Linked DNA regions of Homo sapiens: regions 2 and 3 are each linked to region 1. The links are chromatin loops, found by intact Hi-C in ENCODE. Cell type or tissue: endothelial cell of umbilical vein. All regions are shown on one strand.

Region 1 (2,500 bases):
TGATGGGCTTGAAGGATTAAAACACAGTAACTAAAGAGTTACCTGAATACTTAAAATTGCATATGCTATAAATCTTTCCCAGAAATTCCAGTCAGCATTCACTTTTTACTATAGATGAACAAAAACTAACACAATGTTTGTGGCATTGGTTCCAAAGCCTTGTCTTCCCACCTCTTAAGTTAGATTACACTACCACAAATAAACCTATTTCATGCTTACCCATAAAAGATGCAATGCACTTTGGGTCTTTTGTATTTGTTCTCTGAGCTGTGCTTGCTGAGAATGACAAGTGCCAGGAACAACCATCTAGGTCAATCCTGGTGGAGCCTGGTTATTGATAAAGTAATTTTTCCTTCCAATTCTAAAAAAAAAAAAAAAAAAAACTTCCCTCAAAGCTCTGGGCACATAGCAATAATAAGAGGATTTAGAAACAAATTGCTTTCAAGTCATGTTAAATCACTGCAAACACTCATTTATCCAAAGGCTGGTTAACAAACTTGTTTCTGCCCCACCCTTTGCAGCAAAGGGCAGAGAAGAAAGCAATCCCTTAACCCAGTTTCAAAGTTTGTAAAACACACTTGTGGGATCCTTAGCGCCCCCCTGTTTCTGCTGCACTTAAAGCCCAATGAAATAAAAAATGTGCACTATCACTCTAATATATAAACCAGGACTTTTATGAAAACTGATTTTGATAACCTCCCTCCAAATAATAAAACTATTCCTCTGTTTCTTAGGGTGCAGTTTGTCCTGGCTCAAACAGTTTGCGCTCCTAGGGGGTGGACGGGGGAGGGTGAAGAAGGGATTACGTACAAAATATTTCCTTCTCCTTTTCCGCTCCAGTAACGGGGGGATTGAGGAACACAGAATATACATGATGCTCTACACTTCAAAGAGGTAGTCAGCCTCATTACTGAGGCTGCCGTATATACAAACCTCATCTCACTAAATTCTGGGGTCCACGGGAGTAAGAATGAAAAAGAAAAACGAAAGGCAGGGATCTGTTTGATTGACACAGCAAGGGAAAAAGTAAACCTGTTACATTTTAGAGGCATTTTAAAAGGCAAATTTAAAGTGTTGTTTTGTTTTGTGGGTGACGGGGCATGGTTGTTTTAAAGGCTCTAGGGTAAAGGGGCATAGAAGGCTATTAATGCCACTATCTGATCTTGGCTCCAAACAAAATGCTCTTGGAATTGCCCTTGGCTGGAGCTATCTAGCGGGAGGCGGAGGACCAGGCTCTGTTCTGTTCGGCCGGGAAGAAGACCCTACCGTCACTCCGCCGGTCCCTGGCTGGCGCCACAAAGACTAGAAGTCGGAGAGGCGAGACCTCTAGGGGGCCTGGGCTCAGCGACGCTGGTGCGGACACAGACCCCTATGACCCAAGAAATCTTGTAGAGCCCCCAAAAGGCGAGCTCTCCAAAGCAAAATTCTCTGGCCTGCCCTATGCTGATTTCGCCGCTAGGAGACGCCTGTAACCCACGTTTGCGGAGAGAGTTCCATTCAAACACATCTGCTACCAAAAATAAAAATAAAAAATAAAAAAAAATAAAAGCAGCTCAAGTGTTACAGTGGATGTAGTGATTATTTACAGGCAAATCTGGCCATCTCATCTCCACCTCTGGAAGCTCTCTGGCTTTCAGCATATGCCCCAAGTCAGCTCAAACTTCATCTACATTTCAGGGGTAGAAACCCTCTTCCCCAGTTTCTGGATCTGCATTGTCATTCAGCTGCATGTCTCCCACATGCAAACACGCGCGCACTCGCGCGCACACACACAAGTGTTTCCATACGTACAAATGAACGCATTAGAAAATTACCGTCATTTTTTAAAAGGCTCCAGGATTCTGACGAGTCAGCTTGAAGAGCTCAAAACATTTCATTTCAATTCTGCAGATCTGAAGAAAAAGAAAGGGGGGAGGGGTGGAAGTACAGATGCAATACCGTATTAATATTCAGATACACTATAATCTCCTTTTCATTGATCCACAGGTCCCTTTATACACTGCCGCTCCATTCTCAGCCGCAGACGTGATGCTAAAATCATTTTAACTGCAGCGGTTTTCGCTTGGCTTTGGCCAGTCTTCAATTTACTGCAGCTGGAAAAGGATTAGCCATTTTTGCTGGAATCCTTTCCTTCTAAGCGCTCAAAGGCAGGACCCATCTTCATGAAAGAGCCAAGTGCGGGGGCCGGGGGGACCCGGCGTTGCGGGGAGTTGGGGCGCGGAAATCAGGGCAGTAGACGTGCATTCGCGGGACTCTCAGAAGCACGTCTCAGGCTACTATCACGCCCATGGACACTAGCCCTCCTTAACTCCTTGCCAGGAGGAAATGGCAACGTATCTCCAGGTCGGAAAACGACTCTACTTTTCCCGCAGGTTGTGGTGGTGTATTCTTGGGTCATTCATTACCAGAAAGCAGCAAAGGACCTTCCTATCTCTTTGCATAAAAAGGAGATTGAATAGGGGCTTCTTTCGTGAATAAACAACCAATTCCTTGCTAGTGG
Region 2 (2,500 bases), 310 kb before region 1:
GTTAAACAATAGAAGAAGAACTAAACAATGGAAATACAAAACACCAAGAAAACAAATAACAAAATGACAGGAGCAAGTCCTTACCTATTGATAATAAACTGAAATGTAAATAGATTGAATTCTCTACTTTAAAAATTATAGACTGGCTGAATGTATATAAAGAAAATAATCAACTATATGCTGCTTACAAGAAACTCACTTCATCTGTAAAAACACACATAAGACTGAAAAGTGAAGAAATAGAAAAAATATATTTGATGCAAAAGGAAACCAAAGATGAGGAAGAGTAGCTATATTTATATCAGATAAAATAGGCTTTAAGTAAAAATCTATAAACAGAGACAAGGTCACTATACAATGATAAAAGGATCAATTCCACAAGAGGGCATGACAGTTCTAAATATAAATGCACACAACATTGGAGTACCCAGATATAACAAGCAAATGTTATTTAATCTAAAGGTAACAACAAATCATAATATAGTAATATTTGGGTACTTCAACACCCCACAGATAAGCTAGATGAAGAAACAGCAAAGAAAATCACCTACCAGATATTTACAGAACATGTCTCCATAAACAGCAGAATACACTTTCTTCTCATTAGCACCTTTTACATTATACAGGATAGATCATATGCTAAGCCACAAAACAAGTCTCAAATAATTGTAAAGATCAAAATATTATCAAGTATCTTTTATGACCACAATGAAATAAAACTAGAAATCAATAACTAAAGCAACTTTGAAAACTGTATAAATACATGGATATTAAATAATATGCTACTGAATGACAAATGGATCAAAGAAAAAAATAAGAAAAAAAATTAAATGTTTCTTGAAGTAAATGGAAATAGAATCACAACTTACCAAAACCTGTGGGATATAGCAAAAGCAGTACTAAGAAGAAATCTCATAACACTAAATCCCCACATCTGAAAAGTAGAAATATTTAAAATACACAATCTAACAACGCACATCAAGGAACTGGAAAATCAACAACAAACCAAATCCAAAAGTAGTAGAAAAGAAATAATAAAGTTAGAGCAGAAATAAACAAAATATAGACTAAAAATACAAAAGTTCAATATTTTAAAAGCTGAGTTTTTTTTTGGAGAAAGGAAACAACATTGACAAAATATTAGTTAGACTAAGAAAAAGAGAGAGAGGGAAGTCCCAAATAAAATCACAAACAAAAAAGGAGACATTACAACCGATACCTCAGAAATACAAAGGATCATTAGAAACTATTATGCAAAACTATATACCAACGAATTGAAAACCTAGAGAAAATGAATAAATGTCTGAAAATACACAACTTACCAAGATATATTCAGGAAGAAACAGAAAACATGAATATACCAATAATGAGTAATAAGATTGAATCAGTAATAAAAAGACACCCAACAAAGAAAAGCCCAGGACAAGACAGCTTCACTGATGAATTCAACCGAACTTTTAAAGAAAGTCGATTTTGTCGATTTTGTTTCCTTTGTCAAAAAAAAAAAACAAACAAACCCAGCTTTAAAAATGCCAATACTAATACCAATTCTCAAGCTTTTCTAAAAAAAAAAACTGAAGGGAAAGAAATTTTTTATAATGCATTATAGGATTCCAGCATTACCTTGATATCAAAAACAGGCAAATGCACAACAAAAACTGAAACTAGAGTCCAATTTTCCCTCCCTTCCCTTCCCTTCTCCTTCCTTCCTTCCTTCCTTCCTTCCTTCCTTCCTTCCTTCCTTCCTTCCTTCCTTCCTCCCTCCCTCCCTCTCTCTCTCTCTTTCTTTCTGATAGCGTCTCGCTCTGTTGCCCAGGCTGAAGTGCAGTGCAGTGGCGTGATCTCGGCTCACTGAAACCTCCACCTCCCGGGTTCAAGTCATTCTCCTGCCTCAGTCTCCTGAGTAGCTGGGTTACAGGTGCGTGCCACCATGACTGGCTAATTTTTGTATTTTTAGTAGAGACAGGGTTTCCCCACTTTGGCCAGGCTGGTCTCGAATGCCTGACCTCATGATCCGCCTGCCTCAGCCTCCCAAAGTGCTGGGATTACAGGCGTGAGCCACAGCGCCCGGCCGAGGCCAATATTTTTGTGTGAACATAGACGCAGGATACTCAACAAAATACTAGAAAATTGAATCCAACAGCACATCAAAAAGATTACAGACGATGATCAAGTAGGACTTATCATAGGGACATGAGAATGGTTTAATATACAAATCAACAAATGTGATACATCACTTCAACAGAGTAAAGGGCAAAATTCATATTACCATCTCAATATATGCAGAAAAAAGCATTTGACAAAATTTAACATTCTTTAATGATAAAAAAAACCATGAATAAATTAATTATAGAAAGAATGCATTAAAACATAAGAAAGTCCATATATGAAAAACCCAAACCACCATTATACTGCATGAGGAAATGTTGAAAGCTTTCCCTCTAAAAACTGGAACAAGATAAGAGTGCCACTTTCACCCATCTTACTGAACATAGTACTG
Region 3 (2,500 bases), 500 kb before region 1:
AGAGGGGATAAGACTGAGTGTTTGGTAGCATAATAGGGAGACTATAGTTTACAAAATTTATTACGTATTTTAAAATAGCTAGAAGAGAAGATACGGAATTTTTCCAACACAAAGGCATGATAAATATTTGACGTGATGAATATCCCAATTACCTGGATTTGATAATTATACATCATATGCTAGTATCAAAATATCACATGTACCCTATACATCTGTTCAATCATTAGGTGTGAATAAAAAATTAAAAGAATAAATAAAACAGGCATAGAGAGACTATGTGACTTATCTAGAAACAGAGAAATCATTAACAGCACTGGGATCATAATTTAGGAATTTTGAATTTAGCAAAGTTTAAATCGAAATCCACAGGAAGTGATGAACTTAAGGTCTAATCTGTATTGTTTTGATATCTGAGATCCAGGGAAATGGGATGCAATGTCAGTCATAATTTTGGCTGTGGCTGTCCACTAAAAACACTTTATTTGAGCTGGGGGAAAAAAGCAGCATTATAAATCTGAATCACTTTCCTAATTCATGCATAAGCCCAGTCATACTCCATGTACTTATAGTAAAGCTAAACTAAATTTTAAAGTTTACAGCAGGATTCCATAAGCAAAAACATTTCGAGTAAAAAGTCAAGAAATTAAGTCAGAATGCCTTGTACTTAAATTGAGAAACACAACCTAGGTTATAGAACAAGTCTATACCAAAACAAATCAAGCCCATATCTGTTTTTTTTCCATTGTTAGTGAACCTGAAGAAAATGCTGGAATATATTTATTCCATTCGAGAACAACCAGAAGAGATAAGAACTGTTAGGTGAAATAAATCTCTCTAGATTTATAAGGTAAAACTTGATCACTGGTTTTTGATGGCTAACATTCACCTACTCTTTTCTTTATAGATAGTTTCTTGAATCTCTAATCAAAGAGAGCTCTTAATCTTTGCTTTCCTCAATATTTAACAACTTTTGAAAATTAAACTATGCACTTTACATTAGGTGATAATCCCCAAGATAAGGTCCTGTCACTTTAAGAAGCAGATATTTCAGTTCCCAAACCAGACAAAGATATTTAAAAGATGCACAGAGCAACGCAAAAATTGTCAGAAGATATTTTCCAACTGACTACATTTCTGAAGCCTTATTATTCCTTGTTTAATTGCCTGGTGCATGGCTTTTTCTCAGTGCATCATATTTTGGCTTTACCCTTCCAGTTTTACATACCGCCCTCTAGTCTTGACTAATGGCTTGACTTGCCTCTTGGGAGTAACTTCTCTCTTGACTCAAACACAGTCTTTGTCACATAAACTACTTTTCTAATCGTTGACCACAACTTGCCACTGCAGTAACTGTCCTTTCTGAAGGCTTTCTGAGGGGTACCTTTTGCTCAACCAGCCAGCTGCTCTGTTACCCTTTGCTTCCCTCCTCTGGCAATATCTAGTCATTGCAGTCGCCTTCTCAAGTTTTATTTGAGTTCTTACACATTAGAGTTCGTTTCTGACAAAGTTTATCCATTCCTTCAAGAAATATTTATTATCAGTCAATTACTAGACAGACAGATTGTGAGGACAAAGAGTTATACAAATTAATTTTCTTTCTTGGTCATTGCTGATCTTTGAGTGGTAAAAAAAAATCCAATAATGACTTGTTTATCATTAGCATTGCCTTCCTGGACCCTCATTATCTGTATTTCCTTAATTGCCTGGGGTAGTTATTTAGGACGTATTTTGGATAATATTATATTATAATTATTACTTTTTAATAAATTATCTTATTTATTTATTCTTTCACCTCTCACTCAATATTAATTTATAAAAATCTTATGCATTAGGGCCAAAACATTGGTGATACAATATGAACACAAGAGATCTCTAGCATAAAATTTAGCATGAAGTCTGGCAGAAACCCAGCTATTAAGATCAGTAATTAAAATAAATTTATCTTGGAAAAAATTCAGAGTAAATTAGAAATATAAAAGAAGGAACATTTGAAGTATATAAAAAGTATTTATTTTCAAATATATACTTTCCGTATAATGAGAACATTATGCCAAAACTTCCACTAGTGTTTGCACATGCTAACATAATCATCTTTTTTTATGCTTTTATGTTTATGCTTTCTTTTTTGTGGGGGATCTACACATTGCCCAATTCATAGAATTATAGTATATACTTTTGAAAGTAATAAAATTACATGCAATTATTTTATGTTATATATTTTCTATTAATATATATTTTAATATTATACTGAGTTGAAAATACTGGTAATTTTTTTCAAAAATATTAAATAAGTAACAGGATCATAGGCTCTGTTCTAGATACTGTCAGAGCCACACAGAACATTCAAAACAGCAATGTAGAGATACTCCTTCACTTTTTACAGGAAAGGAAAACCATTTCAGTCAAGTTTAAGGGATTTCCTTAAGACTAAATTTCTAAAAAGTGGAAGAAATGACCTTTCAGTTGAGTTTCTGCTCTATTTCCTCTTCTTTTTCACTAT

Evidence for each region. A loop is a pair of places that touch in the nucleus more often than their neighbours do. Peaks named below come from ENCODE experiments on the same cell type or tissue, not always from the same donor. Only the 100,000 strongest peaks of a DNase experiment are listed, where the experiment ranks them.
Region 2: a loop joins it to region 1, with 6 times the contacts of the local background. A loop is called at or near these places in 3 of 110 quality-filtered maps.
Region 3: a loop joins it to region 1, with 7 times the contacts of the local background. A loop is called at or near these places in 2 of 110 quality-filtered maps.

Annotation. Positions count from the first base shown.
Region 1 is chr4:133,145,385-133,147,884 of GRCh38, forward strand. PCDH10-DT (PCDH10 divergent transcript) reads right to left here. Exons shown (of 9, transcript NR_125885.1): 2 at 1,815-1,892; 3 at 220-361. Among named protein-coding and RNA genes, the nearest start is that of PCDH10-DT, 2.5 kb to the right of the region's middle. In endothelial cell of umbilical vein, a CTCF peak has its summit at 1,418; DNase peaks (open chromatin) are centred at 537, 1,457, 2,097 and 2,397; H3K4me3 peaks cover 1,887 bases; H3K27ac peaks cover 1,111 bases.
Region 2 is chr4:132,840,051-132,842,550 of GRCh38, forward strand. No RefSeq gene overlaps it. Among named protein-coding and RNA genes, the nearest start is that of LINC01256, 250 kb to the left of the region's middle. In endothelial cell of umbilical vein, no CTCF peak of the experiment used is centred here; no DNase peak of the experiment used is centred here.
Region 3 is chr4:132,640,976-132,643,475 of GRCh38, forward strand. The region is part of intron 1 of LINC01256 (long intergenic non-protein coding RNA 1256); the gene reads left to right. Among named protein-coding and RNA genes, the nearest start is that of LINC01256, 51 kb to the left of the region's middle. In endothelial cell of umbilical vein, a CTCF peak has its summit at 1,432 (motif pointing left); a DNase peak (open chromatin) is centred at 1,426.